4 separate regions of the Homo sapiens genome follow, and regions 1, 2 and 4 are each linked to region 3. A link is a loop called in an ENCODE intact Hi-C map of the cell type or tissue named here. Cell type or tissue: heart right ventricle. All regions are shown on one strand. Links, peaks and the distances in the headings refer to the core of each region. The heading gives the core; the rest is flanking DNA.

Region 1 (7,447 bases), core at 1,622-6,621, 80 kb before region 3:
CAGGTATCTGAACAAAGAATGTTCCAGGAAGAGAAGAAGAGGGAACAAGGACAAAGATGTATGCTGGAGCACTCGTGGGGCAGGGAACGGGGAGGGGTGGGGGAAGTGCAACTGGAAAGGTAGTCAGGTGCTCCCCATTCAGGGTCCACAGGAAGGAACCTGAGTCATAACAAGTGAGTCCTGGGCAGAGAACTGACTGAAAGGGGAGCAAGTCTAGGGCTCGGTGCAGGGTCCAGTGGGGAGCCATGACGGCAGGGCACACAGCACACAGTGAGGGTGTGTCACCTCAAGCGCCAGCATGAGGGAATCCTCAGTAAACAATCCCCCATGTTGTCCCTGTCACTATCCTCGTTACCATCAACATCCTCATCATCCCCAACATGGGCCCAGGCTCTGCTGCTCCCAAGGCAGAAAGACTGTCAGGCAGACTCTCAGAGAAGCCCTGGGAGGTGGGCAGGGCTCTCTGCCCCATTTGACTGATGATGAAGTACCTTGATCAAGGTCCCCCAGCAGCAGTGGGCAGGGCCAAGGTGCCTTAAGCCAGTGCTCCACCCCGAGTGGGCTCACCAGCCTAAGTAGACAAATCTTCACCATGCACCCTCCTCTCCGCCCTACCCCCTGGGCCCAATCCTCAACCAGCTCTGTGTCTTCATCCACACAGGGCCTCTAGGGGAAAACACTGTACTCTAAATGAAACAACAGCTCCAAGTGTCTGCATTGCACAGATGTCAGTTCTTTCCCATCCAGTTCTTTGCTTACTGAGCAGGAGGTGCTGCAAGACCCATCAGGTGAAACCAGGGTGGGGAGAGTTCCTCCCAATCTTAGCTTACAATCCACTTCCTCCAGGGCTCCCCTGAGCCCAGACCACACTCCTCCCTGGACCTGGTTCCTGGCTGTCCCTTGTTCTGAGCAGCAGGGAGAACCTGAGGTAGAGACAGTTTCATCAGGGGTGGCAGGCACCTCTCCCACCTGACTGGGAGCTCCTCCAGGGAGGCAGGGACTGCAGCTGATTCCTGTCTCTGTCCCCAGGGCCAGGCACAGGTGAGCAAAAACAGAAATAACTCAATCCCGAGGATCCCTTGGGGGAGCCCTGTGTGCTCTCGAAGTCCTCAGCCAGCCAGCCTGCTTGTTGCCTCCCTCTCTGCTGGCTGAGGCAGCCCACGGCCTGAGTCTGTGTGGCACTGCTGGGAAAAGACCATGCCCTCTTCCTTCCAGAGCCACAGACTCCGTCCATGGAGGGCCACCCAGCACCATAGCTATGGGACTAAAGGCTGTGGGTGCTGGGAGAGAGGGCTCTGGGCCATGGCAGCTAGGCTCCCTCAGTCCTTCTGCAGGCCAAGGAAGCAGGAGCATGCTGGGTGGCCTGTTCCAGGCACAGGGACGTGGATAAGATCATTTCATTGGCCACAGAAAAAAGTCTGCAGAAAAAGTCCCCGACCAACAGTCCACCGTGGCTTTTGGTGGAGTAAGAGATTCTATGGTGGGAGTGGCATAGAAGTTTTGTTACTTTTTGCTTTATAGTGCCTGGAATTTGGTACTCTATACTTGCAATTTTTTTAACTTATCTTGTTTTGAAACATAGTCTCATTATATTGCCCAGGCTAGACTCAAACTCCTGGGCTCAAAGGATACTCCTGCCTCAGCCTCCCAGGTAGGCCTGCAGTCATAACTTCCCTTTTTCTGTTTCTTCCCCCTGTCTGTCACTCCCCCTATGATCCACACTTGAGTTTCTTCTTCAAACCCACTGGCTGTCTGTGTGGCTGTCTACTCTACCAGTCAGTGGGAGCCCTGGGTTTCAGTCCCCTCTCTGGCCCAAGGCCCTGCATACAGCAGGGGCTCAATGAAAGTTTCCTGGGCAAATCTCTGGGACAATCTGAAGGACCATTTCTGCAGGTGATCATTTAGAAGAAACTCAAATATGGATCATGGGGGGAGTGGCAGACGGGGAGAAACTGAGAAAAAGGGAGGAGTCATAACTGCAGGCCCCGAACAGGAAGACACCCAAACAGGCTTTGGCCAGAGCCGTTCAAACCCTCTGAACAATGCAGGACTCCTGCAGGGGAGGAACAGGAAGAGGAGAAGGGAAGAGCCCCTTTCCAAGGGTTTTTAGGTGTTCTTGCGAAAGCCCTCCTGGCCCAGCCCAGAACCTGAAGGAGCTGCAGGAGAGCAAATGCAAATGGCAGGGGAGGTCACATGCATGCATGGACAACGGAGAGATCGACAGCCCCCATTCCATAGCTTTCCTGGAGATGAGGATCGTGTGTCCTGGAGGTTTCTCTTAAATACTCATGACCCTTCTTCCTTGAGCTCCTGCCTGGCCAAAGCCTCATTTATGTGACGGTGTTGGGTAAACGCTGCTGACTGGAGGGATGGACACAGCTGGAGGCTCTCAGGGCAGCCTGGGTCAGGCCTGCAGCACATCTGCACGTCCAGGGCATGCAAGGATTCCATGACTGGGCGGGGCCCCATCAGTTCCGCCCCTCACTTCCCAGTTCCCAGCTGCCCTGAAAATGCTCAGGCAGATTCCCACCACCACCCCTCTGTCCAGGTGCCCCCTCCCCAGGAAGACCTTGCCTATTGCCCTCTGCCCATCTGGGTTTTATCCAACCTTTAAGATAAAGGTCTTTAACTAAAGAGTATGAGCTGTATTTGGTCAACATTCATGTTTTGTTTAGCCCACACAGTGTTGACATTTTTAAGTTTTGAATCAAATGCCAACATTTAAAGATGTGAAATTTTAAAATGTCACAAAAAAACCTCTAGATTTTTGGCTTCTCTTATAAATCCAAAGGCCTGCCACCAAATGCCCAGTGCCATGGTGCAGGGGCTGCTGCCCCCCTTAGCAGAACATGTACTCTCCAGATGGACACAGATGCCACTACAGTGGTGGACTGTCACAACAGGCAGGACATGGCAGGACCCACAACACATCAATCCTTCTCCCAGGATCCCACTCAGTGCCTGGCACACAGCAGGGACTTGCTTATTGTTTGTGGAATAAGGAATAAATACACAGCCCTTCACGGTGCCCAGGATTTCCTGAGTGCTATGCTGCTTCCCTGAGAGACTCCCACAGCAGGGACAGAACAATGCCCTTCCTTCCTGGGGTCCTGGTCCCACAGCTGGGCACACCTGCAGCAAGACACTGGGGTGAGCCTTCAGGCTGCATCCAGATCTCCCTATTGTTATTTGATCTTTACATCAGAAGCTGTGCCACCTAGAGCCCAACCAAAGTAAGAGCAGTGATCCTGGCACCTTCCTGCCTTCTAAAAAAGGTGGCCGGATTCCTCCCCAGCCCATGGACAGTGATCCCCAGGACTTCTGTTAAACTGAAAAGGAGAAATTTGGCAGCAATAACTCACAAAGCCAAGGTTTCCTCAATGCTCGCCTGCAGGAGGTCTGCCCCTCTTTGAAGCTGGTAACCAACTCTTCCCTTTTTCTTTCGAGTAAATGAAACCCCACAGGGTTTTCAAGGTCAGAGTGGCATTGGCAGGAAGGGTTCTCTTTGTTCTCCTGCCTCTGACTTACCCCAGACACAGACAATTGTCCCCAGCAACCAGGTCCTTGGTAGTGGAAGAGGAGGCCCCTGCTCCTGCTGGGTGGAGCCCTGAGGATGAGCCAGGTGCCTACTGCAGCCCCCAGGAGCCCTGCTTCCTGGGATACGGATTCTCTGTTGGCCTGGCTTCCCTGCCAGCCAGGGTGCTCTATCTCTTGCTTGCAGGGGTTGGAAAGAAACAGCTGTCAGCCTCCAGGGTGTGCTCACTGCCCAGGGAGCAGGGAGTGGGCAGTGGCTGGGGCTGGTTCTGCCCCTCCCTGGCTGACAGATGTGACCTGAGGCTACAGCCCTCCTCTTCCTAAGCTTCAGTTTCCTTGTTTGGAAAACAGGGAAATAAATACCTGATCTGAGACAATCAGACTCCTAAGGGGACTGGGAGGAGCTCTGTGAATCATAAAGTGCCATGCCGAAGTTAATTATTCCAGGGCCTGGCACAGCACCCGGCACGCAGTAGGTGCTCAATGTATCGTTCATGGTACAAACATTTACTGGGCACCTGTGCTGGGCCAGGCTGTATGCTAGGTGCCAGAGGCCCAGAGAGGAGGCCTGGGCCCGGTCCACAGGAGATCTGCCACTCAATGAGGCACACAGACAACTGCCACACCCTGAGAACTGCAAGGAAGTAAGGACCGAAATGCTACAGGACCCAGACACGGGGTGAGGGGCTCAGGTCTTACAAGAGCCCCACCTTTTGGCTGCTGGGCAACAGAGGCCAGAGTTGGAGCTGCCCAGCTGTAGGCTGCCTGGCATCCTACCCATTTTCCAATAGGGCCTAGTTGAAGAGAGTTGCCAGGCTTGGTGAACAATCTGGTTCACTGAAGGTGTCTATGTGCACCTGGACACATGCCTAGGACCTAACAATGAACCTTGTGGGCCATACACTCTCTTAGTGGCCCCCACACCTGCTTGGGGAGTAGACTACAGGGCCCCTGCCCTGAGAGGAGCTGCCACCCCATCCCAAACAGGTGGTGGCCACCAGAGGACTTGAGAGTCATGTTGCTGGTGGTTCACATTTTGGCTCTGCCTCTTACTAGCCCATGAGACCTTGGTCAAGCCACCAAACCTCTCTGCATCTGGTTTCCCCATCTCTAAAACAAGCACACCTCTCAGGTCACTGTAAGCACTAAGAGATGAAGCACCTGGCACAAAGGGATGCTTATCCTTGGGCCCTCCCTCCCCCAGTCTAATCTGGCACATACACGGGTCTGGGCCAAGCCTCTAACCAGCTCACCTTCTCTATCTCTGCCTCTCCTTAATGCTGGCTCCTGCCCTTCCCAATGATTTCTCACTCTCCCGATGCTCCAGGCCCTTTCCCACCTCTCACTGCAGTCTCAATGACTGTCCCAGGAAGAGAGTAAGGTTTTCATCCTCTGAGCACTAGGCTCATGGGGTTCCCTCTGCCTAAATGCCCTTCCCTGCCTTGGTTATGTGATGAACCCATCCTCTTTCAAGCCTTAACTCCTGTCACTTCTTCTGTGAAGTCCTCCCGGATTCCTTGAGAGATGGCCCGACTCCTTCCCCAACCCCCAGCAGAGAGGCACAGAAGCAGCAGGCCAGGGTCTCCAACTTCTTACGTGTCCTTGGGTACATCCCCTCCTCATTCCTGGCCTCAGCTGCCCATCTGTAAAGGGATCACTATGACTTCTCATCCTAAGGCCTTGCGAATGGGCTTGGTCATGTGCTCCACTTTGCAGGGAGTAAGGGGACCATAGCCAGGTTTGCCCGGAGGTTCTGAGGAGCTATGAAGGAGCTAGATTCTTGCTTTGTTCTACCAGTGAGGGCAGGACATGTATATGTCAAGAGATCCCATCCAGTGCCCTCATGAAGCACCCCCTTGCTACCAGGTGGAGTGGACCCAAAAGTGAAGCACAGAAATCAGGCACAAAAAATGAGGAGCAAAGTGAAGGCCTTGAAGTCCGCCTAGGACTGGGGGAGGGGGAGCAGAGCCAGCTTTAAGCAGAAGGAGCTAGGATCTGAAAGACAGGTATGATCAAAGTAGGAATCACAGGGGAAAGAGAAGGCAGCATTCCAGAGAGAGGACACAACACGAGCCGGGGAACTCCATGACACAATCCCGGTTAACTCATCTCCTGCGCTTGCTCTTCGCCAGGTGCTGCTAAGCATTTAGCTGCAAATCCCATTCATTCCTCTTGACAATGCCATGAACTGATACTATCCCCCATTTTGCAGAGTTAGCTAAGTTCTCTAAAGTCACAGCTGACAAGCGGCAGAGCTGGAATTTCAACCCAGCATTTGCCTGCAGTGTCCTGTGGGTCAAGAGAGGAGACCAGGGCCTGGTGGCTCAGGGGAGTGGGTGATGCAGTGTAAGGACTCGAGTCTGGAGACTCCCGAGGGACTTGTTAAGACCTCGAAGTCGGGTTTTGTTGTCCCTGCAGATAGATCTTGAATGGCACCAAGCCCATCCCAGCGTATGTTGATGACATCCCTTGGGCGTGACCTCACCCACACATGGGGGTGTGCAAGCAGAGTCCGAGGACCCCCGCCCACGCCTCCCTTGCACCATCTGCCTGAACGCTGCCTGAGCTGCTGCGAGCAGCCAGTGAGTGAGTGAGTGAGCCTTGGAGGGCGTGAGGGAGCTGGGAGAAGGCAGCCAGTCAGGAGCCGCGGCTGCCGGCAGCCACACAGACAGGCTGGCGCAGAGCTGTTGCCAGGGCAGGCAGGAGAGTCTGCCTTCACAGGCAGAGGGACTGAGGATGGGTCGCTCTCTCCTGGGCCACCAGCATGTCCATCCAGGGCCTCCCCACCAAGAGCCTGGCCATTCTGAAACCTCGACACATAAGGACAGCAGCCCCACAGGGAGACCACCAGCAAGGAAAGCCATCGAGACAGAAGGCATGGTCACACCTGACATGCCGGAAACAAGACTGTCATAACGCGGCCCAAACAGGGACCTTGGCTGGGGGCTAGAGGCTTCTGGGCCAGGAGTTTCAACAACCCAGGCTCAGCTTGCAGGACACCCATCACTGTGTGGTACCTGCCCTCCCCCTGGACCAGGAACAGCAGGAAGTCCAGGACTGGAGGGGGAGGGGAAGAGAGAAAGAAGAGGGAGGTGGTGCTCAAAGGAGAATGCTCCCAGGAAGGCAGGACCCTGACCAGACTCTCACCCGGGCCTCCTCTCAGTGCCCGGCATGTGGTTGCCACATGGCAGGGTGAGGCACGGCAGCCAGAACTATGGGTAGAGAGGAGTAAACACGCCAGGAGGGGCAGGTCAGAATGCCCAGGGCACTGCTACGTGGTATGCTGTCCATATGCACACATACTAAGGTCAATTACACACCGTGTGATAAACAAGTGTGTGACCCGAGTGAATCTGCCCAGGGGCGGATTCTCAGGATCCACATGCCAGGGGTAGCTACAGCAAGCGCGTTAAATAGTTTTCTGTAAAACTGCACCGAAAAGGATGCAGTGTTTCCTCTCATGTGTAGAAACGTGCTTCTGCTAGTACAATGAGTGGCTTTTAGCTAGCTGGATAAAAAGGGCTTGTGGGCACCGCCATCCTGTCTGTACCTGCCCTGAGATTCAGGCTAAGCAGCAGGCCAACTCTTAGGAAGCCACTCAGAGTCCAGAATTCTGCTTGACCCGAAGTCCCACCACTTAGAAGATCCTGGCCCCTGAGCCGATGTGGAAGTTGGTAATTCCTACCATGAGGACTGCATAGCATCACCTAGGGGTGAATCTATGGTGAAAAGTGCTTCTCTGAGGGCAAGATTCCCCCGGGGCTGCCCCAGGCTCACAAGAGACCCCGGCCCATCTTCATGAGTGCTTGCTATGACACATGCGTGCACAAGGCCCAGCTCCGTATGAGACTTGCCTTCGCTGAAACAGTCTTCCTGGTAGATGCTAGGAGCAAAGGAGACAGAGTTCCCACTC
Region 2 (7,447 bases), core at 1,477-6,476, 220 kb before region 3:
TCTACCCACTCTCTCTCTCCAAGCTCCTTGAAGAGAACTAGAGGGAAGAAAATAATAAACACTCCAATTGAATTTATTTCCAGTGTCCATCTCTCATAATGTGCTGCATAGATCAGCAGTTTTCGGAGTGAATTATGCTAATGCCAGTCTGGCCATATTCTATTTTTCTTTTTCACCAAGAAATAAGAAATAATGAACTGTTCTTCTCTCGTCTAGACTTAACTCTCTCTAACCAGCTTTTCATGTCACTTCCTCAGGAGGCACATAATAGTAGTGCATATTACCATGAATTAAGTGCCTCTTTTCTTCTTTCTTTTTTAACATTTTATTTTATAATAATTGCTGGGGTGTGAAGCCACCTTTTTCCCCGAGAAATAGACATTATCTGATTGATTCTTCAGCTTGACAGCTTTCTTGGAGGGAGATGCATTTTTGTCATTCTCCTTCCATTGGATTACTGATTTGGGGGGCATCTATGTAATTCACGAAGGAAAATTTTTACAAATGTGTCCCACATCAGAATTGGACATCAGTTTGCGTATGCTGCATTTTTCGTGATGGCAGCCCAGAAATTAAGCAGTTTGCCAAAACCAGGTTTATTTCTAGGAAATGCAGCATCTTCTCTGTATCGTGAGCATTTGCTTCATGTGAGGTTCTCCCACTGGGTGGCTTCTGATCCTGGGCCTCCTTTTGAATGAGGGGAAGGTTTTTCTTCCTTTCCCCTTTCCCCTTCCACTCCCTTTTATCATAAGGAGGTATTAACATGCTTCGTAATGGGTAGCTGCGGGGGGCTTTATTCTCTGAGAGGCAACGTGGTGTGTTAGAATGTTCTAGAATAGGAGCGTAAGGGGCCTTGCTTCCCCCTCTGTCATTAACTCCTCAGTGACTTTGATAATCTCCCCTGCTTCTGTGACAATCCCTTTCCAGCAATATTGCATGCCTTGGATGTCAATGGCCTTTCGAAGTCATACATTTTAAACTGGAGTTGTCTTCTTGCCCCCTTAGATGTTTAGGTAGTGTGGTTTTTAAAAAATAAATATTGATCATTTGTTAGCTTTCACATTATAGAATCCTCTCCAGAAGAAAAAAAAAGCTTCTTTTCTGCACAGAGAAGGATGAACACAAAAGAAATTCTATAAATAGGATTTTATGGAGTGGAAAAAGTTGGTTCCTAAATTTCCCATGAGATGTCAGTAGTTGTTAAGAGGAAATGAGAATGATCATTTCAAATATTTCTATACTTGGACTCCTAATGAACTTAAATGATTTGTGATTCTCTCCCATCCTATGTGCCCAAATTCCTTTGATTCTGGAAAACAAAAACAAAAACAAAAACAGACTATTTCTTCAAACTGGTTCTACATCAGAGAGGAAGGATGGGAACTGCCATTTGCCACTTCCCCATGTGTGCCAGGCACTGAGCTAGTCCTTAAAAGATCCTTGTACGGTGAGCAGCCTTTTTCTTACTGTGCAAATCGAAATTTCCTAATGTAGACGCAGAGAGCTTCCATGACCTGCACAAGGTTACGCAGCAAAACCAAGGTTCAAACTCATGTGCATTTGACTCCAAAGCTCATCTTTTCCATGTACATTTCTAACCTATCCTTTCCTAGAAACTTTTCTGGCTTCTCATGGTACTCTATTTCCTGGACTTTTCTTCCACTGAAGAATTTATCCTTCCACTCATTAGTCATTTGAAGAGCTGCATCCCCAGGCATAAGGGAAAACTGTTCTCAATGATTAAGAGCCACATTTTTACCCCAGACTCTAAGATCACGTATAGTCTCTGAGAACGGTATCCAAGGCCCATTCAGCAATTCATTGCTGTCCAAGCCCAGAATACTGCCTACACAGAGAGGACACAAATAAATTCTCATTCAGTGGATAGATGGATGAAAAATTCATTCCAAAGTCTTGATATCTTGACTGTTGGAGTCATTCATTTCCTGTTTGAGTTTATTGAGAATGTTTGGTAACCACAGGGCAAATCCAAGCACCCTGGTTGCTTAGCCCCAGCCCCATATCCCAAAGCTTGCCACAGGAGTGCTTTAGAGGCTCCAACCCTTCTGGTCCCTGGCCTGAGACCTGGTTTCTTGATTCCTGAATCCCTCCTGCAGCCCTGGACTGGGCCATCTCCCCACAGCTCCCAAGCCCACTACTCTATCTTCCAAGGATGGACTAGATGTGAATTCCGGCTGTGTGACGTTGGGCAAGTCACGTCCCATCTCTTGAGCCTCAGCATACGCTTCATTGAAATGGGATCAGGAATACCACCCTCAAGGAATGGTTAAAATCCAGAGAGCTGATGAGCAAGAAAAGCCCTAGCATACAGATAGTGCCCAAGAAATGCCTACAGAATCAAGATTCTTTTAAGGCATTTGCATTTCCTGCCTACCGCAGCCAGCATGGATCCCTCCTCTGTCCCAGTAGCAGATGCTGCAATCAACTATATTTGCAGGCATCACTAGGGAGGAAGAGTTACCTTGGAAAGGGAATAAACGGAGAATTTCTTTGGTAAATTACGGCTCCTGCTAAAGGTTTGACACTTCTATTTTCTACCTGTCAGAAAAAAAATGACTATATACCAGTGGTCAGTTTGGTTTCCCTTTTAATACTCTATTAACCCACAGAGCAAGCTAGGCAGCGCTCCTGACTTGTGGAAGAGCAGGTAGCCCAGAGGACACTGATATGATAATTAAAGGACACTGTGGCTGTTCCTAATGAAGCTTTGTAAATTAGCAATGCAGGCTGTTCGAATACCCTGGGAGAGACTGGACCATCCTCCCCCACAGAACCCAGTAGATAGCCGTCTTGGTGACAAGTGACGTGAAAACCTCCGCGTCCATTGACATGTGGTTACTGGGGCTCAATAACCGTGTGCTGATGTGCTTTGAAGTCTGCCACCGCGACTCGTGATTGAAATACGGAGCAGGAGCCCAGGAGGAAGCAGGATGTGCATTGATGGCCTGGGAAATACAGGCGGGAAGAAAGAAAGGGAGGAGGGAGGAAGGGGGCAAGAAAGTGTGCTGGCATACAAGGAGCACCAGGCTCGTCTGGGCACCATGCGGGGCACATGCCCAGCCACTGTCATTAGGGGTGCGCTTGGGTTTGGAGAGGGGCCTCTGATGCCCAAACCCTGCTTGCCAATCAACCCCTCCCCTGTCCGGTCCCTAACAGAGCTATTCACACAAGGGATAATGGCAAATGGGAAATCAAAGAGCCACTTCACCATTAGCTGAGGCAGTGGATGTGGATTCGTTTGAAAAGTTGAAAGCGGCATTGAATGTAGTTCAGCCAACCTGACAGCTGGCCCAGAGGCCTAGCTTTCAGGATTCCCTGGACAAATCTAGCCTGCCTTGGGACAGGCCTCCCAGCACGATCCTGTCCAGGACAGGGGTGCACCTGGACAAGCCAAGGGCTGCTTCCAGTCTGAAGAGAGAGCCCAAGCCCTGTACACAGATATTCCAACTGGTGTACTCCATTTCTCCAGAACGGGCAGGGTCACTCACTGAAAGGTTGGGCTCCAGGCAGCCTCTGGGGTGAGATGGCTCTAGATCTAGAGGAAGAAAAGGGAAAAGGGGGAGAGAGTTGGGGAAGGGAACTCACAATTGCTGTGGGCCTACCAGGTGACAGGCACCATGCTGGGTTCTTGGCATGTACTCACAACCATGTGGGCAGGTATTATCATCTTCATTTTAGAGCCCAAGAAATAAAAGCACAGAAGGTTTAAGTAAATTCCCCACAGTCACACAGCTAGAAAAGATTCCAGTCAGGATTTAAATCCTAATCTGTCTGATGCCTAAATCATGCTCTTTTTGGCATACCAGACTGCCCTCCCCTCCACATTTCCAGACCAAAAAAAAAAAAAGCTGGGGAGGGGTAGGAGGATTCTAAACACCCCTGCTGTGGCATGGACAGGGAGCACCAATGCTGACATCAGACTGAAAACCTGGTTACTGTGGCCTCCCTGCACCTAAACAAGTGGAGCATCCAAAGCTCAGAGGCCCGTCCCCCACAATCCTCCTGTCAATTCCAGGTGACTCCCCTAAAGTCAGGAACAAGGAACCTCCCCAGCAATTCTGTGTCAGCCCACACAGAGCAGCAAGGACCCAGCCTGTGCTGTTCTGCTTTATAAATCTGGGGCTTAGTGTGGCTGATTCAGGGCTTATGTAGAATCTTCAGGTGACAGATTGAGATGGGTAAAGTACAGAAGCCTTGAGCCCTTGTCCATAGATTTGTCCTCAGGGACTCATCTGGTGAGCATTTCCAGTGGGAAATTGCTTCTGGACAGTAGTGATGGCTTCAGCCTGTACTGTTGACATGCTGTCATCCTTGGGTCATCTGAGCATGACACCGTCAGCTGCCTGGACACTCCAGGAGAGGGCAGTGCCGAGGGCCTAGCTTCCCCTCCTCCTTCTGGAGACTAAGAGATAGGAAGATGAGGACACGTTGCTGGTGGTATTTCTTGACATGTGGAGTTTGTTCTCTTTTAGAGCAAGCAGGGACCCACATTGCTGTGCAAGGTCAGGCTGACACACAATGACTATAATAAAGACCACCTGTTTTATAGATGAGGACACCGAGACTCAGAAAGGTGAAATGTTTTAACCAGGGCCATGCAGCTTCCAAGTGGCAGAGCCAGGCTACAACTCAAGACTTGCTCTCCTGGCCAGGCACAGTGGCTCACGCCTGTAATCCCAGCACTTGGGGAGGCCGAGGCGGGCGGATCACCTGAGATCAGGAGTTCAAGACCAGCCTGGCCAACATGGTGAAACTCCGTCTCTACTAAAAATATAAAAATTAGCTGGGTACCTGTAATCCCAGCTACTCAGGGGACAGACGTAGGGAGAACTGCTTGAACCCAGGAGGCAGAGGTTGCAGTGAGCCGAGATTACAATACTGCACTCCAGCCTGGATGACAGAGCAAGACTCTGTATCCAAAAAAAAAAAAAAAAACACTTGCCTTGCTTTTCTAAAGTTCTTGCTCTTTCCAGCCTGTTAGACCCATAACTAACCAAATGGCTGAACTTACAGGAACCTGAGGATCTAACCTCACTTACATCACTGCCTTCTCTACCATGGCTCCATGCCAGTCACCCTGCGGTAGTTCCAGCTGTGGTAAGGGAGGACATTCCAGACCCAGAACACAATCCAAACAAAAACAATGTCAGTCGGTTCAGGCTGCTAGAACAAAAATGCCACAGCCTCAGTGGCTTAAACAACAAACATTTACTTCTCATGGTTCTGGAGGCTGGGAAGACCAAGATCAAGGTGCTGGTAGATCTGATGTCTGGTGAGGACCCAATTCCTGGTTTGCAGACGGCTGCCTTCTTCTATGTTCACATGGTGGAGAGTAGAGAGGAGGCAGGCTCTCTAGTGTCTCTTCCTAGAAGAGCACTATTCCCATTCCCAAGGGCTCCACCCTCACGACCTAATCACCTGTCAGAGGCCCCACCTCCTAACACCATCACATTGGAGGGATAGGATTTCAACCTATGGATTTGGGGAGGACAAACATTCAGTCCCTAACAGGAGTGGAGGAGAGATAGACAGGACAGGTTTCAGGCTGGCAGTGACATGTCACTTCCCATTGTTGGCAGGAGCTGCAAACTCAGCAGCAGCAGCCTGTCCATGGCTGCCGTGGACATCCTCTACATTGACATCACACGGAGGTGGAACTCCATGACCCTGGACCAGCGGGACTCAGGTATTTGACAAATGCCTCTGCCATGGCCTGTGGGGGTCCTGACAGGCATGGGTGGTATATTTTCTGTTCCTTCTTGTCAAGGGTTCAGATGGGGGAAGAAGATGATGCCATCAGATCTAGACATAATCCCAGGGATTGAGCTGAATTTAAATGCTGGAGCACTGTCTGCTACCGAATTCTCATACCACCGTTAGCATTCCTTGCCTTTGCTTAAGGCTCAGATTCCATCCATACTGGGAACACTCAGTTATTCATTCATTTGTTCACCCCTCACACACATTTCCTGAGCAGATGCTGGGCCCAGCCTTGGGTGGGCTGGAGGGTATAGTGCTTGGTTCTCGTCCTGAAAGAATTCACTGTAGCATTGGGAGGCAGATGAGAAAATGATGCTAGGTAGTAGGATGCCTGGCTCGGAGGGAGAGAAGCTCAGAGAAGCTATCCGGGAACTCAGCGGAGGAGCTCCTCATCCAGGGAGGGCCAAGGAAGACTTCAGGAGAAGGGTGTACGGGATCAGCTGGTGAACAGGGCTGGGACAGACACTCTGGCAGGGCTATTGCCTGGCCGTGGCCTGGACACAGGTGAGGCTGTTGAGCTTAGACCATACCAAGTAGCCCAGATGGGCTGGAGCAAAAAGGGATGTGAGAAGGGGTAGAGATGGGGTTATGGGAGCTGTCAAAGCCTTGAATGCCACACAAGAAAATTTGATCTTGATCCTCTAGGTTCTGTGGTGAAGGGTTCTGTGAGAAGAACCCACCTTTAGGTGGATGAGTTTCCTATCTTTTTTCTCACAGAGGGTGTTTCTCTCTCTCTCTTTTGTTTTTTGTTTGTCTTTGAGACGGAGTCTCACTCTGTTGCCCAGGCTGGAGTGGTTGCAGTGGCACGATCTCAGCTCACTGCAACCTCTGCCTCCCAGGTTCAAGCAGTTATCCTGCCTCAGCCTCCCAAGTATCTGGGATTACAGGTGCAAGCCACCATGCCCGGCTAATTTTGTATTTTTTTTTTTTTTTCAGTAGAGACAGGGTTTCATCATGTTGGCCAGGCTGGTCTTGAACTCCTGAGCTCAAGTGATCCGCCTGTCTTGACTTCCCAAAGTGCTGAGATTACAGGCGTGAGCCACTGCGCCCAGCCCAGAGGGTGTTTTTCTAAAAAAATTATAATAACCATAACTGATATTTGTACAGCTCATCACAAAACTTCAAGGTCCTTTCATGCATATTTCCTCATTAAATGTCCCGGTAAACCAGTGCAGTAGGCATTATGAGTCTCATTTCACAGACGAGTAAACTGCAGCTCAGGTGACACAGATCACACAGGAACTGTGAGCCCGCAGCACCCTGGCACCCACGCCACGCCCTCTTCTGGCTGCCTCCCTCCAAAAGGGACGCACAGAAGGGAGGCACCGGGTCGTGAGGAGTGGGGCAGCTTGCTCCTGTGAGTCTGTGGAGAGGACATGAAGTCAGGTTGGGAGATCCAGATTAGAATTGATTATGCCATTTCCTGCCCATGTCAGCTTGAAAAGTCATTCCACCTCCTTATCTCCAGTTCCTCATCTGTAAAATGGCGCCAACAATCCCTGCTCTCCAGGGTGGCTCTGAGGTCTTTGGAGTCCTCGCTGATGGTGCGAGGCAGTTTATCTTATTAGTGGACACCCCTTGGGGAGAATCCTGGGGGCAGTCTGCCTGGCAGCTGTTGCACCCCTAGCCAATCCTGCCCTACACCCATGTGGGCCAGAAACTTCCC
Region 3 (7,447 bases), core at 1,469-6,468:
AGCCCAGGCTGAAGTGCAATGGCTCGATCTCAGCTCACTGCAACCTCCGCCTCCCAGGTTCAAACAATTCTCCTGCCTCAGCCTCTTGAGTAACTGGGATTACAGGCGTGTGTCACCACGCCTGGCTAATTTTTGTATTTTTAGTAGAGACGGGGTTTCGCCATGTTGGCCAGGCTGGTCTCGAACGCCTGACCTCAGGTGATCCACCTGCCTCAGCCTCCCCAAGTGCTGGGATTACAGGCATGAGCCACTGCGCCCAGCCTTTCTTTCCTTTCTTTTCTTTCTTTCCTTCTTTCTCTTTCCTTCCTTCCCTCCTTTCTCCTTCCTTCCTTGTTTCCTTCCTCTTCCCCTTCCCCTTCCTCTTCCTCTTCTTCCTCTTCTTCCTCCTCCTCTTCTTCTTCTTTTTTAGACAAGGTCTCGCTCTGTTGCCCAGGCTGAAATGCAGTGGTGGGATTATAGCTCACTGCGACCTCGAATGCCTGGGCTCATGTGACCCTCCTGCCTCAGCCTCCCGAGCAGCTAGGACTACAGGCGTGTGTGCCACCATGCCTGGCTAATTTTTTAACTTTTTGGTAGAGACACAGTCTTGCCATGATGCTCAGACTGGTCTCGAACTCCTGGCCTTAAGTGATTCTCCCACCTTATTGTCCCAAAGCACTGGGATTATAGGTTTGAGCCACCATGCCTAGCCTTGGCTATTTCTTTTCTCACTAATTTGTGGATTGGTTGAGAGGACAGTCCAGAGCTGATCAGTACAGCTCCCAGCCCAGAGCAGGCTCTTAGCAACAGTGGGAGAGATGATGGCAACATTCGAAAAAAGTGGCTGAGCCTATCTGACCTGGAGTCAGCACTGAGAGAATTTGGAGAAGAGAGAAGTCCTGGAAGACTGCCTGGAGGAGGAGACACTGGCATGGAGCTAGACGGCTGAGTAGGAGTTGACTGCATAGCGAGCAGAAAAGTATATTCTTGGAGGGAGAGACAGCATGAGAAAAGCCCCAGAGGTGGAAATGAACAAAGCATGTACTGGAGACAGTGGGTAGGATGGTGAGGCTGGAGCAGAGGATACAGTGAGGACTGGGGAGCAGGCTATGTGAGGGGTGAGATCAGGGAGAATAGACAGGGAGATAGAACCAAGTTGGGGTGAGGCCCAGGCAGCTTCTCCAGAGGGGAAGAAGAGAAGTGGTAAGGGCAGAACTCTGGTGGGAGATCTGGGCTTGAGGCTTAGATTTGTCACTGTGTGGCTGTGCAACCTTGAATAAGTCACGGTGCCTCTCTGATCCTCCCTCTGCAAAAAATGAAAGAAGGGGATGGCTCCATATGGCAGGCTTACAGGTGTGGGGCTGGACTGGATGCCATTAACTACATTGGGAGCATTCAGAAACAGATTCCAGGGCCCCACTCCCAGCATCCCTGAATCCAGATTTTGATGGGTAGGGCCAAGGAATCTATATTCTTAAAAGAGCTTTCTAGTGGCTTTCTTGAGGAGCCACTGGCTAAGATAGTTCTGGACTCAGCTTGATAACTTTTCAATCTCTGAATGTGCCAAACGTGGTCCCACCTCAGGGCGTTTGCATCTCCAGTTCCTGCTGCCTCATTCCCACAAACCCCAGATCTTCAGATGGACAGCTCCTTCCTGTCATTCAGGCCTCAGCTCAAATATCACACCCTCAGAGACCTTCCCTGGACCCCTTATCTCAAGTGCCTTTGCCCCAATCTCTCCATGATATCCCATTGCCCTGTTTTATTTTCTTCCACATAGCGCTTCCTGAAACTATCTAATCTGTGTATTCAGATGTTCATTAATTTGTTTCCCCAGACTTTAATGAGGACAGGAACCTTGTGAGTCCAGTTCACAGCCATATGCCCAGTGCATAGAATAGCACTCAATAAATGTGTGATGAACGAGGTGCATGAAGGGAGCTGGGCTCAAAGCCCCTGTTCTTTTTTTTTTTTTTTTTTTTAATAGAAAAGAAGCTGTGGTTCCAGCACTTTGGAAGGCCAAGAGAGGAAGATCACTTGAGCCCAGGAGTTTGAGACCAGCCCTGGCAACACAGTGAGACCCTGTCTCTACAAAAAAAAAAAAAAAAAGAAAAAAAAGCCAGGTGTGGTGGCTCACGCCTGTAATTGCAGCACTTTGGGAGGCTGAGGTGGGTGGATCACCTGAGATCAGGAGTTTGAGACCAGCCTGGCCAGCAATGGTGAAATCCCATCTGGAAGCCGACACACGAGAATTGCTTGAGCCCGGGAGGCAGAGGTTGCAGTGAGCTGAGATTGCACGACTGCACTCCAGCCTGGGCGACAGAGTGAGACTCAGTCTCAATAATAATAATTAGCCAGGCATGGTGGTGTGTGCCTGTAGTCCCAGCTACTTGGGAGGATGAGGTGAGAGGATTGCTTGAGCCAGGGAGGTTGAGGCTACAGTGAGCTATGATCGTGTCACTCTACTCCAGCCTGGGCAACAGAGGAAGACCCTGTCAAAAAAAAAGAAAGTGAGAAAGAAAGAAAGAAAGAAAGAAAGAAAGAAAGAAAGAAAGAAAGAAAGAAAGAGAGAGAGAGAGAGAGAGAGAGAGAGAGAGAGAGAAAGGAAAGAAAGAAAGAAAGAAAGAGAGAGAGAGAAAGAAAGAAAGGAAAGAAAGAGAGAAAGAAAGAAAGAAAGAAAGAAAGAAAGAAAGAAAGAAAGAAAGGGAAAGAAATGGACAGAAAGAAAGAAAGAAAAGAAAGAAAGAAAAAGAAAGAAAGAAAAGAAAGAAAGAGGAAGGAAGAAGGAAAGAAGGAAGGTAGGCAGGCAGGCAGGCAGGCAGGCAGGCAGGCTGGCTGTGGGACCAGGAACAAGTGACCTACCTCTTGAGGCCTGGTGTGACACATGGATGGCAGGCTGGAAAGTTTATTTTTGAGTGGCAGCTGAGGATGGTCAGCAGGCCAGGGTGCAAATCCTGACCGTGAAGGAACTGGCACAGAGATTGCACTCGGTGAATGAATGAATGGATGAATAAATGCCTTCACTTTGCTGTGTGCCTTTGAACAAGGCTCCTCTGGCTCACAGCCCCAGCCTCCCCTCCTACAAAATGGGGTTGGCCTGGGTGGGTGTTCAAGGCCATTGGGTATTGACACTCAGAGCCTCTGTGTCCAATCTGGAACATAAATGGGAGCCATAGCTGGTGTTAGAGGAGAGGCAAGCACTGCCAGAGCCACGGTTCTCACATTTACTGGCCTTTCCTGAGGATCCCACCTAGCCCATAGCTAGCATCCTAAGACCAGGTAGGTGGGAATTAAATGGAGCTTCTGCCATCCTCATTCCTCAAATCCCCTTGGGAGTGAGAACAATCCCAGCTCTGCCCCCATCCTGGGAAGAGCATTTTGTCTGGAAATTCTACCAGGAAAACAAGGAAGGGTTGGGCCCCTATAATTTCTGCACCTGCTCAAACAGGAAGTAGCAGAAAGTTTGGGGCCAAGAAAAACAAGTTCAAGGTCATCCTGGATATCAGCATCCCCCATAGCCAAGGAGTCACCCCATCCCAGGAGGAGCTCTCTTGGCAATTAATGATTAACAGACAGATGGGGTATAAAGAGGGGATGGCCCAGGACCCACCCTTTAGCCTGTCACCAAAGGCTTAAGAGGAAGAAAAATTCACCTAGTCTTGTCTAGCATACCTTTGGTGACAGGGAGCTCACTACCAAACCAGCCCCCCATTGCCCTGAGAAAGTATGAAAGTGAAGCTGCCTTCCCACAACTGGGAACTGCAGAAGGCCTCAAGAGATCTAGTGGTCAGCCCACTCTCAAGTCAGAGGTCCAGAGGCTCAGGACTGGCCCCACCCCACGCCGTAGGCCTGCCCACAGGTTCCCAGCAGCAGAGGAAGCTGTAGCAGGCAAAGTAAGGAAGGGCCAGTTGGAGAGTTGGGGCTGGAGTTTAGCCTGTAGCCCAGCCCCTAGTCCCTCCTGACTCTGATGCTGAACTTGGGGAGGGGCTGACCTCTGATTGATCCTCATTTAAAAGCCCAGAGGACATGGTGTGGGGGGAGGTGGGGAGGCCTGAAGTCACCCCAATCCCACTGACAGTCCTAGGGAGGCAGCTTGGGCAACAGATGCCCTCTCCTCTTCCCCTGCAGCCTCTGTCCCGGGAAGCTGTAAGGAAGTTTCACAATGTTCTGGGCCTGCTTTCTCTGATGTCGCATTTCTTGTGTCCTCCTGGTGCTCTCTCTCTCATTGTCGCCCCCCTGACACAGGCTCCCATGCACACACAGGCCCGTCTTCCCACCCAGGCCCACACCTACCTCTCCGGAACAGTGAGCTCTTTCTAGATCCGCACTACCCAGCCCAGGCCCACACAGCAGCGGGGAGCCCTCAGCAGGTGCTGATCTGCGCTGCCCCCTGCTGGGCTATGGAGCCCTAGGATAAAGTACCCCTTGCCCCAGGCATCACCCAGGACTCCCAGGGCTCCTGGGGCGATGCACAGGAAGGACCCCTGAGTGGCATGGCATAGGATTCCAGTCTCCTAAGCAACTTGGGCCAGCCGACCCCATGCCCTCTGGGCCCCTGTTCCCCTGATGCAAGGAAGGGGATGCCCAGAACTTCAGATCTTGGACTTCGAGACATTCCAGTCCCCTGGGATGTGGGTTAAAGTGCAGACACTTGGGCCCACCGGGCAGAGTCTAAGTTAGCCAGTCTGGGGAACAGCCCAGGAGTCTGCATTTTTCATCAGCGGGCAGTGGTCCCACAGGTGATTCCAAAGCAGGTCATCCGTGGGCCGCACTGAGCCTCACTCGCCCACCTGTTGCTCTCTCTCAGGCTTTGAGACCACAGCCCCCAATAAAGACCTGAATCTGCTTTGTCCAAACTGCAGCCTGTTCCTTTTTTTCAGCACCCCATGTGCTGCAGGCAGGGAGGGGTTATAAACCTCATGGTACAGATGGGCAAACTGAGGCCCAAAATGGAGAACACCCAGTTTGAACAGTGCCTGACCCACAGTGAGGCCCCCAGCTTCCACCTCCCTCCGCAGGCTCCCCATGTGGTCTGGATTCTGGGGCCCAGCAGGTCATCTAGGGCCAGGCAGCAGCCGTGACTGGCATTCTTTGTTCTGGTCCCTATGCCCTCTGACCTCAGCAGGTCCTGGGCTGATTAAAATATCCCCTTACAGCTCTGATAGGCATGGTATCCCCTTACAGGGCAGAGAGGGACACGGTCCCATCTGAGGCAATACAGCCAGCTTGCCGCTGTGCTCTGACCACCCTCGGGAGCTGCACACTGCTAGCACAGGGAGATTAGAGGACTTTGGCCTAGAGGGTTTGCAGAGACCTGCTAGAAGAAAGCAAAGCTCAGAGAGGGCAGAGTTGCCCAAGGCCACTCAGTGCATACTTAATCCCAATTCAGTGCTTCCCCTTTGTCAGGCAGTGTCAATTCAGCAAGTCCTTCTAATGACCAAAAGCAGTGAATCCTGTTACTCTCCCATTTTACAGGCACAAGAGTTGATTAGTGGCAGAGACAGGATTCAATCCCACACAGCCTTGACTCTAGTCCTAGCCTAGGATAGTGGTCAGTGGATATGGCCCCAGCCCTACTCCTATCTTCCCTCTTACCACACCCTACTCCTATCCCTTCCCCAACCACCCTGGCCCCCAGCCCTTCACTGCTTCTTTCCTTTGTGTCTTTGCTCCCATGATTCCCACCTCCTAGGATACAGGACATGGGGCTGGCTTTGTAGACTTGGAGCCTGCTCTGTGAAATGGGCTCTTCAGAGCTCCAAATTCCAGCTTGAGGCTGTCCACCTCATCACCTTCATTGACATCTCCCAGAACCAGGGCATCGCCATCTCTACCTTTGGGGACCTCCATCCCCCCGAACTGTCCCCCCAAATCCTCCGCTGCCTCCTCAGTGTGGTTCTCCATAAAACAGCCAGAGTGAAATCTGAAACACAGCCCCTGCCCTAGCTGCCCTGGCCCTGCTGGCCTTTGGCCACTCTTTCTGGCTCACCTTCCCTGCCACAGCTCTCTTGAGCCACCTGGCTGACTCGCATTCACTCTTCCTTTCCAGAAAAACCACCACTCCCCTCTCTCAATTCACCGCCTCCTCCACAGCCCTCCTGCAACACTCTCTCTGAGCTCCCTGCGCCTTTCCTCCAGGGAGCCCACTGCTTTGTGCAGTGCCATACAGGCGTCTCTCGGTATCCCAGGGGTATTGGATCCAGGATACCAAAATCCAATCAGATACCAAAATCCAAGCACGCTCAAGTCCCTGACATTAAAATATAGCATATGCATACCCTCCTGTATACTTTAAATCATCTCTAGAATACTTATAGCTAATACAATGTAAATGCTATGGAGATAGTTGTATTGTTTAGGTAATGATGACAAGAAAAAGTCTGTACATGTTCAGTACAGATGCAATTTTTTTCTATCTTCAATCCTTGGTTGGTTGAATCCACAGATGCAGAACCCATAGATTCGGAGGGCCGACTGCATATTTTTTGATGATTCATCTCACATCTGTCTCTCCTGGCACACTGCTCTCCCTGAGGTCATAACCCAGTGCCCAGCTTGGCATTGTCACACAGCAGCTGCCAATGGGGGGAGGGGGGTGTCACCATTGAGTACATAGGAAGTGTGCACATCAGAGCCCCTCGGACCCCTGGGCCTCGTGCATCATGAACCTGCCAGGCTCACAGCAAAACAGGGCCAAATGCCTTCCGCCCCCACCCCAAACAAGTCACTGCTCAGGACTTCTTAATTTTCCTCCCCACAGGTTGCAGGGCTTCTCATTCTGTGATTTATAGCCCATCATATAAATTCCCCCATTATCTTTCACATGCAGCGCTCGGCCTCTCTGCCATTTAATAATACATTTGACTGGCTGGGCCTCTCCCGGGAGAAATCTAAAGCTTGGCTGCAATTCGGGGGCAGGCAACGCGGAATTCCAAGGGGTCATTTCAGACCCAAACCTTCAGCAGGTCTGAGCCTCCTACTCAGGGGCTAACTGGGCAGGGTCCCAATCCCTCTCCCCTCCCTTCCTCCAACAGAGAGACCATTGGCTGAGACGTCTCAATGTCCACTGGAGCTCTAGTGGCCAGTTTTACAGCAGGGGAGACCCTGCTTCTTCCCCCACCAGACTCAGTGGTTTCAAGGCTCCACAGCCATGATCTCAATCTACCTTTCCAATTCCCCGAGCAAGGCAGGAACCCATCGGAACCGTTTCACGGACGAAGTGGCTTCTCTGAAATATAGGGAGGTTGCCCCAGCCCTGCCCACTCCACGGGTGCTTGCTAGGCTCAGCCAGCAGAGAGTTCAAGGGTATCCTCTGTGCCAGGCACTGCACCCAGTGCTTGACTTGAATTGTCTCATTGCATCCTCACAAAAGCCTTCAGAGGGAAAAGGTGCTATTATGCCCATTTTGCAGATGGGGAAATCAAGCCTCAGAGACACTAAATTTCCCTAGGCTCCTCCAGGAAGCAAA
Region 4 (7,447 bases), core at 1,676-6,675, 55 kb before region 3:
TGGCCCCATAAGTTCCCGGCGGGCGGCGTGGGGTCCCCCCACCGCCGTGTGGCTCGCCCCGGGCCGGGCTCGCGCTTTGTCCCCGCGTCCTCAGGGGCGCAGCCCGGGGCGGCGGCGCGGGGGACCGGGCGGCGGCGGCGGGCTCACCTCTCATTGTCCGCGGCGGCGGCGGCGGCGCTCCGGAACCCCGGCAGGATGTGGCGGAAGCTGTGGTTGCGGTCCAGCTTGGGCTGGCTCTTGGTGCGCTTGATGGAGCCCTTGAGGCGGCGGCTGAGGAAGCCCTGCGCACGGGGGGACAAGAGGGGGAAGGGGAGGCGGGGTTAGCGCGGCGGCGGCGGGCCGGGACCCGCGCGGGACCCGCACCCTTGCTGGGCGGCCGCGCGGCCGAGGGCGGGCCGGGCTCGGGCTCGGCCCCAGCAGCTCGCGGCCCGCGCCGCCCGCCCGCCGACCGAGCGCCGACGGCCCGGCCCGCGCAGCGCGGCCCAGCCCACCCCGCCCGCCACGTCGCCCCCGCCCCCTAAGCCGCTGTTGCCTTGGCGACGCCGAGCCGAGCCGCGCCGACCGCGGCCGAGGCTGCCCGAGCCCCCCGGGCGCCGGGGCGAGGGGGAGTACCGGGACGAGGGGGCGGGGCTGCGGAGGGGCGGAGACCCCCGGGGACCGCCAGGGCCGGCCGCCCCGCTCACCTCCCTGCCGCCTCCGAGCTTGTCCTCCCCGTGCGAGGTCACACCCCCCACACCCACCTGGAGGAATCCACGCCCCCCCACCCCGTCGGGGATTGACAAAGCGCCTTCCTCCGCTGCGAGGTCGCTGCTCTCCAGCCCTCGGTGGTACCGATGAGAGCGGGCGCGTGGTCGGCTGAGGCGCCGGCTGGCCTGCGCCTGGCAGTGCCCTGGCCACTTAGACCCCGATTCCGGGCGACTTTCCTTCCCAGAGCGGCAGTAGCTTGATGTCAGGGTGGGGCCCCTCCCCGGAACCGTTGTATGTACCCCAGCAAGGACAACCACCTTGCGGGACGGGATCCCTAGTGCTCAGCTCAGGGAGGGGCCCGAGGGGCTGAAGGGTTTGCTGAGTATCCCCATTAAAAGCTTCAAGATTTGGGGAACCTTATTCACGCCATTTATCCACCTAACAGGTTGCACTGACTGAAAACAGAGCTTAATCCCCCACCTCCCCCATCCCAAGAGCTCCTGGTCTAATGGCAGAGACAGAGGAGACAGGCGTTCAATACACACAGGTCAAACCAATCTTCCCTTTACAGGTGACGGGATAGATGTGGGGGCCCCAGGGGACACAGCCTGTGTCCTGCCGGGCTTGGAAACTACAGGCAGCTTGAGGGAGAGGAAAACTGGAGGAGGGGGAGTCCTCTAAAGAGGGGGGTGTTCTGGGGGCTCACCCACCCCAGTCTCAATTCCAGGTGGCAAGTGGGATATTAATTTAATTTGAGGTTAATGTACATAATCCAAATACCACATTCCATCCATCACAAAATAAAGGGTCAGTTTGGCAGCCCTCTCTGTGTTCAAGAGGAGCAGTGGATGTTTGGCACAGGCCCTGGGCTGTATCTGTCCATCTTCAACATGACAAGGTCAAACATGGGCTGTACAAGTCATCTCATGTCACCCGCACAGACAGAAAATGACAGAAAAACATTTGCTGCAAATGAAGAAGCTTGCTCAGACAGGTAAAGTGACTTACCCAAGGACACCCAGCTTCCGGGCCTGGCTAATTCAAGAGCTTTCAAGATTTCCCTTTTCCTATCTTTCTCCTTCTGCCTTTTCCTCCTTCCTCAGCCATTCATATCCACAGGAGACATACCCCTGTGGCCACCTGTTGGGATTCTGCGTGTCCTTCAAGGCCCAGCTGAAATGATACCTCACCAGAAGGCCATCCCAGGCAGTGGAGTCCAAATGCCTCTCACCTCTGCAGCCTGGAATTATCCATCAGGGTATTCTAATCAGCCGCCACAAATATCTCTTAGGTATTAGGGGCTGCAGGAGGGACCCTTCTCCAGAGGCATGACCCATAGACAAGGCAATGCTTAATGCAGAGGGACCCCAAACGGTGGCAGGTCAGGAGAGCACTAGGCTCTCCAGGACACATGGCATGGAGGCAGAGGCCTGCACCTCTGCGTGAGCTCTGAGCTCTCCCAAACTCTGCCTCTTGCCAGCTATAGGAGAGGGGGCTGCACCTGGCTAATTTGGATGGGTTCTCTTCTCCCAGGGGTTGTGGTCAAGCAAGTTATCCCAATGGGCTTGTACCTTTTCTTGGTTTTTATTTTCTACACTGATGAAAATTTCACAATTTTTGCAATCTTGAGGTATGAAGAACAAAGAAGCATGTTTCACAATTTATGTAGCTCATTCTGGAGCAATATTGATGGCTTTATCCTATTTCTGAGTTTAAACAAAAAAGTTTTCTCCCGTCTAGGAGGTTTGATGCACATGTGCCACTTCCTCTTCCCCACTCCACCCCCTGTGACTCTACTTAATGTTCCTCTGACAAGCAGCCTCCTCCTTAAAGCCTACTCAGAATGGTAACTCCCCCACCCAAACTGACAATGACCTTGGGGACTCCTAATACCCTGTCATATTCACTCTTTCACCTTAATGAGAGCCATTATGTGCTAGACACAGTGGCCAAGATAGCCATGAACATTATGGAGTGAGCAGTATATGGATATTCAAGAGGTCAGGGAGCTCAGATCATGGGAAAAGAGATTCTTCCAGGGAACAGAGAGTGTTCCCGTTGACCCACCCACCGATCACATCACACATCCACCTAGAGACCTGTGTCCCCCAGAGAACTCAGCTCAGGACCCTGCATATGACAGACTTAACAAATACTCATCATCTTGGAAAGCCACTGCCAGAAGGGGACTCAGATGCAAAGGCTGTATTACAGGGTGACTGGGGACCAGAGTAGGGAAGGCCCTTCCCCAAGATCACAAAGCAAGGTTAATCAAGGACCGTGGACTCCAGTCCTCTGCTCTGCTCTGCCCAGCCACACAGCTTGTTGCTCTCCTTCATGGGGGTGGAGGGCCAAGGGCGTCCTCTCCCTCTTCGCCAGATGAAGGGAGGCAAACCTTTTCTGCTGTCCCTTCAGAGGCAGCTCCTGGGACTTGATTTCTGGAGGCAGCTACAGCCCCTAACTTGGGAAGAGGGGCTGACTGGTCTTCAAGTCAGAAACTCTTATTCTAGACCCAAGACAACCTTTAATTGAGGGGCAGTGGGCAAATCATTCAGTCAAACAGGGTTCTTGATACCCACTTTCCGGGACCGCAGTGGAGCCCACTGACAGCCCAGTGGCTAAGAACCAAGTCAAACCCAGCTCCACAGACCCCTCACTGCAAGAGAAGACAGCTAAGGCCCCTTGCCTCTCTCTGAAGTGGGTGGGGGGCTGCAGTGAGGATTAAATTGGCAGATAAAAGTGGATAAAGTTGCCAGGCATGGTGGCTCACGCCTGTAATCCCAGCACTTTGGGAGGCTGAGGCGGGTGGATCACCTGAGGTCAGGAGTTCAAGACCAGCCTGGCCAAGATGGCAAAACCCCGTCTCTACTAAAAATACAAAAATTAGCCGGGCGTGGTGGCACGAGCCTGTAATCCCAGCTACTCGGGAGGCTGAGGCAGGAGAATTGCATGAACCCAGGAGGTGGAGGCTGCAGTGAGCCAAGTTTGGCCACTGCACTTCGGCCTGGGCAACAAAACAAGATTCCATCTCAAAAAAACAAAAAACAAAAACAAAAACGAAAAACTGATAAAGCTCTAGGCTCAGAGTGTAGCCGACAGTAAGTGCTCAACAAAAGCCATGTGCAATTCCCATATACATGTACAGGACTGTTAAAAACACTCCGTTTGTAGTGACATGTGTCGGGCCTAGCTCATCTGCAAAGATTATAGGTGGTCCCCATAATCACTCCCTTGCCTAGGGACAGACTATGACCCCCTAGCCACACCCACTAAGGCCTGGCTGTATCCCACTTCTCCTGCAGATGGCGCTGGACCACAGGAGCCCACGCTTGCTGACCATTCCCACTGGGCAGCTCTAGCCCCCTCACATCGCTTGGCCTCAAATCTTCATTCAGACAAGCTGTGGGCCGATTACTGGACCTCTCTGAACCTCAGTGTCCCTATGTGTAAAATAAACTGATGATGATACCTACTTTATGGGACCTGGGAAGGATGAAATGAGGTACAATGTCGCCAGAAAGACAGTAACTATTAAGCAACTACACAGAGTAGTAGGTTTATTGCAACCAATACTGATGTTGGCTGAGCACCACCACCTCTTTTTGCCCAAATGGATAAATGACAACCAAGGGTGGGAGTCAGTCTGGGCTCTCCAAGGAGGCTGTGGGCCGCCCGGCAGGGGGACAGGGACATGAATGAACATGCTTGCAAAATGATTCTGGAGCCGCAGAATGTCATCCAGTTTGGTAGTTTTGAACTCTCTTAAACAAGCACTTTTTTTTTTTCCTAAAGCAACCTCACTGAGACTCCCGATGCCCAAAGTGCACGGGGCAGGCAGGGCTGCTCAGGTGGAGGCCTCAGCTTTCATTCACTGGAGCAAGGACTGATGTCTAAAGCTCAGCAAGCAGCCTACACAGTCTGCAGGGACCCGCGGCTCCCTCCCCAGATGGGGCACTCTGCCTCTATTAAAGCAGCCCATGTCCCCATCTACTTGTCAGGCAGCTGTGCCACGACGCTGAGGTCAACCAAGGCCCCAGGGCTTTTGCACAAGGCTGCTGCACAAGGCTGCTGCCTGGTGCCACCCCCCCAGCTCATTCCCTGACGGCTGGGCGTGGATAGCTGTGTAGCCCCCGCCCCTCTCTGTGGATGGCCCATTGCCCATCTGGACACCCTTCCTATGCCAGCTGATCCCCTAGGCCCTAGGCTTCCATCATATCACTGAGCAAAGCACAGGGCAGTTTGAGTGGGGGTCAGAGGCCTGGGGGGTCTTTGGCTGGAAGGACCCAAGTTCTTAAGCAGCTCTACTACCCCAGGAGTAGAGCTACACCACCATCCTGACATCTGGCCCACAACCCTGCTGCTTCTCCAGAAGGTCCTGAACGACTGTCTCAAAGGCCTTTCAGAATTCAAGACACGTGATTTCTTCATTCACTCATTTCAATGAATTCCACATGATGATGATGATATATTACCAGCAATCAAGCTTCTGTTCTGACGAATCACTCCCACCCTAGGAGAGGATGCCTAGGAGCGCCCAATGCCTGTTATCAGGAATCCTTGGGAGGATAAGAGCTTCAGAATTCAGGATGTTTTGGATTTCCGGGTGGGGGAATGCAGGCTCAGAGAAGTTAAGTCACCTGCTGAAAGTGGCAGAGCTGGGACTGTAACCAAGAGAGTTCTGGCCCCTGGGATGGGCAGCGTGGGGACTCCCCCATATAGGGAAACAGATGGACAGCTCTGATCATCCTCCCCACACTCAGCCCCAGGCACTGTACTAGGCCTCAAGGACCAAAGCCAAGGCGGGAGGGAAGAAAGGGAGGCCCGCTCACTCCCTGAGTGCAGAGCTGTCCCACAGGGGCTCCCAGTGAAGACCTGGAGGCTTCCCACCCCCAGGGAGGGGAACCTTGCCCAGTGCTGTCCTTGTCTGTGCCACACTCCCAGCCGAGGAGGCAGCCCCTAGGGAACCAGGGATCTGCATTTCAGCACCGCCACCTGGACACCCGGGAGCCCCACGTCACCAATGGTCTCAAAGGCACTGCTTCTCAACTGAATACGAAGCACTGAGCAACATGCCTAGCACATAGTAGGTGCTCAATCAAGGGCGGGTTCCTTCCCCCAAGCCCAGCATCTATTTGTCCTTGCATTCTTCCTCCAGGCCTGTCTTCATCACCCTCTCCCCTTTCAACAGACTGACCTGGGCTGCTGCAGATGGGCATGTGGGCCTGGCAGAACTTTGTCACCCGTTAAGCTCTCAGCTGCCCACTGGGGAACCCCAAGACAGTACTCAGGATGGAGGCAGAACCCTGTGGGCCCTCCCTCCGCCAAGGCCCGGCTCCTCCCATGGCAGTTTCTAAGGCCCATCCCCAAAGAGAGAGCCTTGGAGAAGGGAGACTGTTTTGACAGGCATGTCTCTCAATATCTTTCTGGGGCTTTGCCCGAATGCCAAAAGCACATCTAAATAAACAGGAAAGGGAGGAGAAGATCCCATCCAGATCCTGCCACCTCTCTCGGCTCCAGGAGGGGAGAGATGCTGGGTGCATGAGCTGGCAGGCCGACCTGACACCGCGGCAGGCTGGTGGGGGCACTAGAAAAGGGCTGGGGGTGGTGGGGGTCCTGCTTCCAGAGTCACAGAGTGAGAGTCAGGAGGGCCCACAGAGGGCAGCCAGGCCAGTGACACTGAGGAGACATCTGAGGCCCAGAGGGCAGTGGGACCTGCCCAGCGTCACCAGGCGGAGCCATTAGAACCTGGGTCCCCTGCTCCTTGCCCAGTGCTCTTTGCATCTTCAGCATCCACGCTTCAAGAACCTCCCAGTCTGCCCACACTTCCTCTTTCTGGGCCACAGTCTTCCCATCTACAACACTAGGGGCTAGACTGGGTGATCACCAAGCTCCTTTCCAGCGCTGATATTTGATGATTCTATAAAGTCAGAGCAGCTGCCAGGGCCAGGGTGCCTGGGCCGCCCCAAGCTAGGCACTAATGGCATCAGGGAATTCTCTGGCTTTGCCCAAATCCTTCAGATGCGTCATTCCTCCTGCCCTCCCCTTCCCTGTTCCCCGGTCTCTACCCTCAGCAGGCTGCCGGGCTTCTCTGGCCTCCTCCCCTCAAGGGTATGCACCATCAAAGAGAGTCCCAGCTGGAGAATGACTCACTAATGGAATGTCAGACACTGTGACAGGCGAAAGAGGGGAGGCACCTTAAGCTGGGATTAAGTTGGTGACTTCCTGGTGGCCACCTACTCACAGGCCACCCTATGCCCACAGAATCCTCTACAATCTCATACCAGTGAGATCGCCACATATTCCGCCTGGAGAAGGTAGCCAGACTACTTAAGTCAAACAAAGAAAACCAATTCATAGGCCTTGAGAGCCTTCAGGGAAGCCCCAGGAAGAGGCTGGACCCTGACACTCTAGGGTCACTGTTGAGTTAAAATACTGCCTGGAAAGACACACTTAAACATGTTCTCATAGAGAAATATACAGGGCCAGAAACATACACAAGTTCAAGGACAGGCATGCATACAAATGCACACAGGAAAGGCATCCCACAAAGAAATGTATGTGTAAGCATACAAGTACCCCAGTGCCACCACACATACAGACACACACAAACACATACACATTGATCAGCACACACACGAATACACACATACACAGCCATGAAACATACAAGCTAACATACAAATACACTGAAATAAGCCAATAAATATACACATGTACTCAGCTATCATCAGGCACCAGCAGAATTGTGCAGACACACAAG

The links. Hi-C counts contacts between places; a loop is a spot of excess contacts. Peaks named below come from ENCODE experiments on the same cell type or tissue, not always from the same donor. Only the 100,000 strongest peaks of a DNase experiment are listed, where the experiment ranks them.
Region 1: a loop joins it to region 3, with 2.5 times the contacts of the local background. A loop is called at or near these places in 4 of 110 quality-filtered maps.
Region 2: it touches region 3 in a loop (2.0-fold over the local background); 12 of 110 quality-filtered maps call a loop at or near these places.
Region 4: a loop joins it to region 3, with 2.4 times the contacts of the local background. A loop is called at or near these places in 42 of 110 quality-filtered maps.

The regions. Positions count from the first base shown.
Region 1 is chr9:121,716,936-121,724,382 of GRCh38, reverse strand. The region is part of intron 3 of DAB2IP (DAB2 interacting protein); the gene reads right to left. Among named protein-coding and RNA genes, the nearest start is that of DAB2IP, 69 kb to the right of the region's middle. RefSeq lists enhancers at 3,663-4,190, 5,668-6,265. In heart right ventricle, for the core only: a CTCF peak has its summit at 3,699; DNase peaks (open chromatin) are centred at 2,423 and 6,142; H3K27ac peaks cover 5,000 bases.
Region 2 is chr9:121,858,597-121,866,043 of GRCh38, reverse strand. It overlaps TTLL11 (tubulin tyrosine ligase like 11), which reads left to right. Exons shown (of 9, transcript NM_001139442.2): 8 at 5,601-5,707. Among named protein-coding and RNA genes, the nearest start is that of DAB2IP, 210 kb to the right of the region's middle. In heart right ventricle, for the core only: a CTCF peak has its summit at 4,376 (motif pointing right); DNase peaks (open chromatin) are centred at 2,823, 4,383, 4,673 and 5,113.
Region 3 is chr9:121,637,130-121,644,576 of GRCh38, reverse strand. It overlaps a transcript of DAB2IP not described here. Among named protein-coding and RNA genes, the nearest start is that of DAB2IP, 11 kb to the left of the region's middle. In heart right ventricle, for the core only: CTCF peaks have their summits at 4,168 and 4,371 (motif pointing left); a DNase peak (open chromatin) is centred at 4,337; H3K27ac peaks cover 2,732 bases.
Region 4 is chr9:121,692,159-121,699,605 of GRCh38, reverse strand. It overlaps DAB2IP (DAB2 interacting protein), which reads right to left. Exons shown (of 16, transcript NM_001395010.1): 3 at 148-281. Among named protein-coding and RNA genes, the nearest start is that of DAB2IP, 44 kb to the right of the region's middle. RefSeq lists a silencer at 60-139. In heart right ventricle, for the core only: a CTCF peak has its summit at 3,988 (motif pointing right); no DNase peak of the experiment used is centred there; H3K27ac peaks cover 1,128 bases.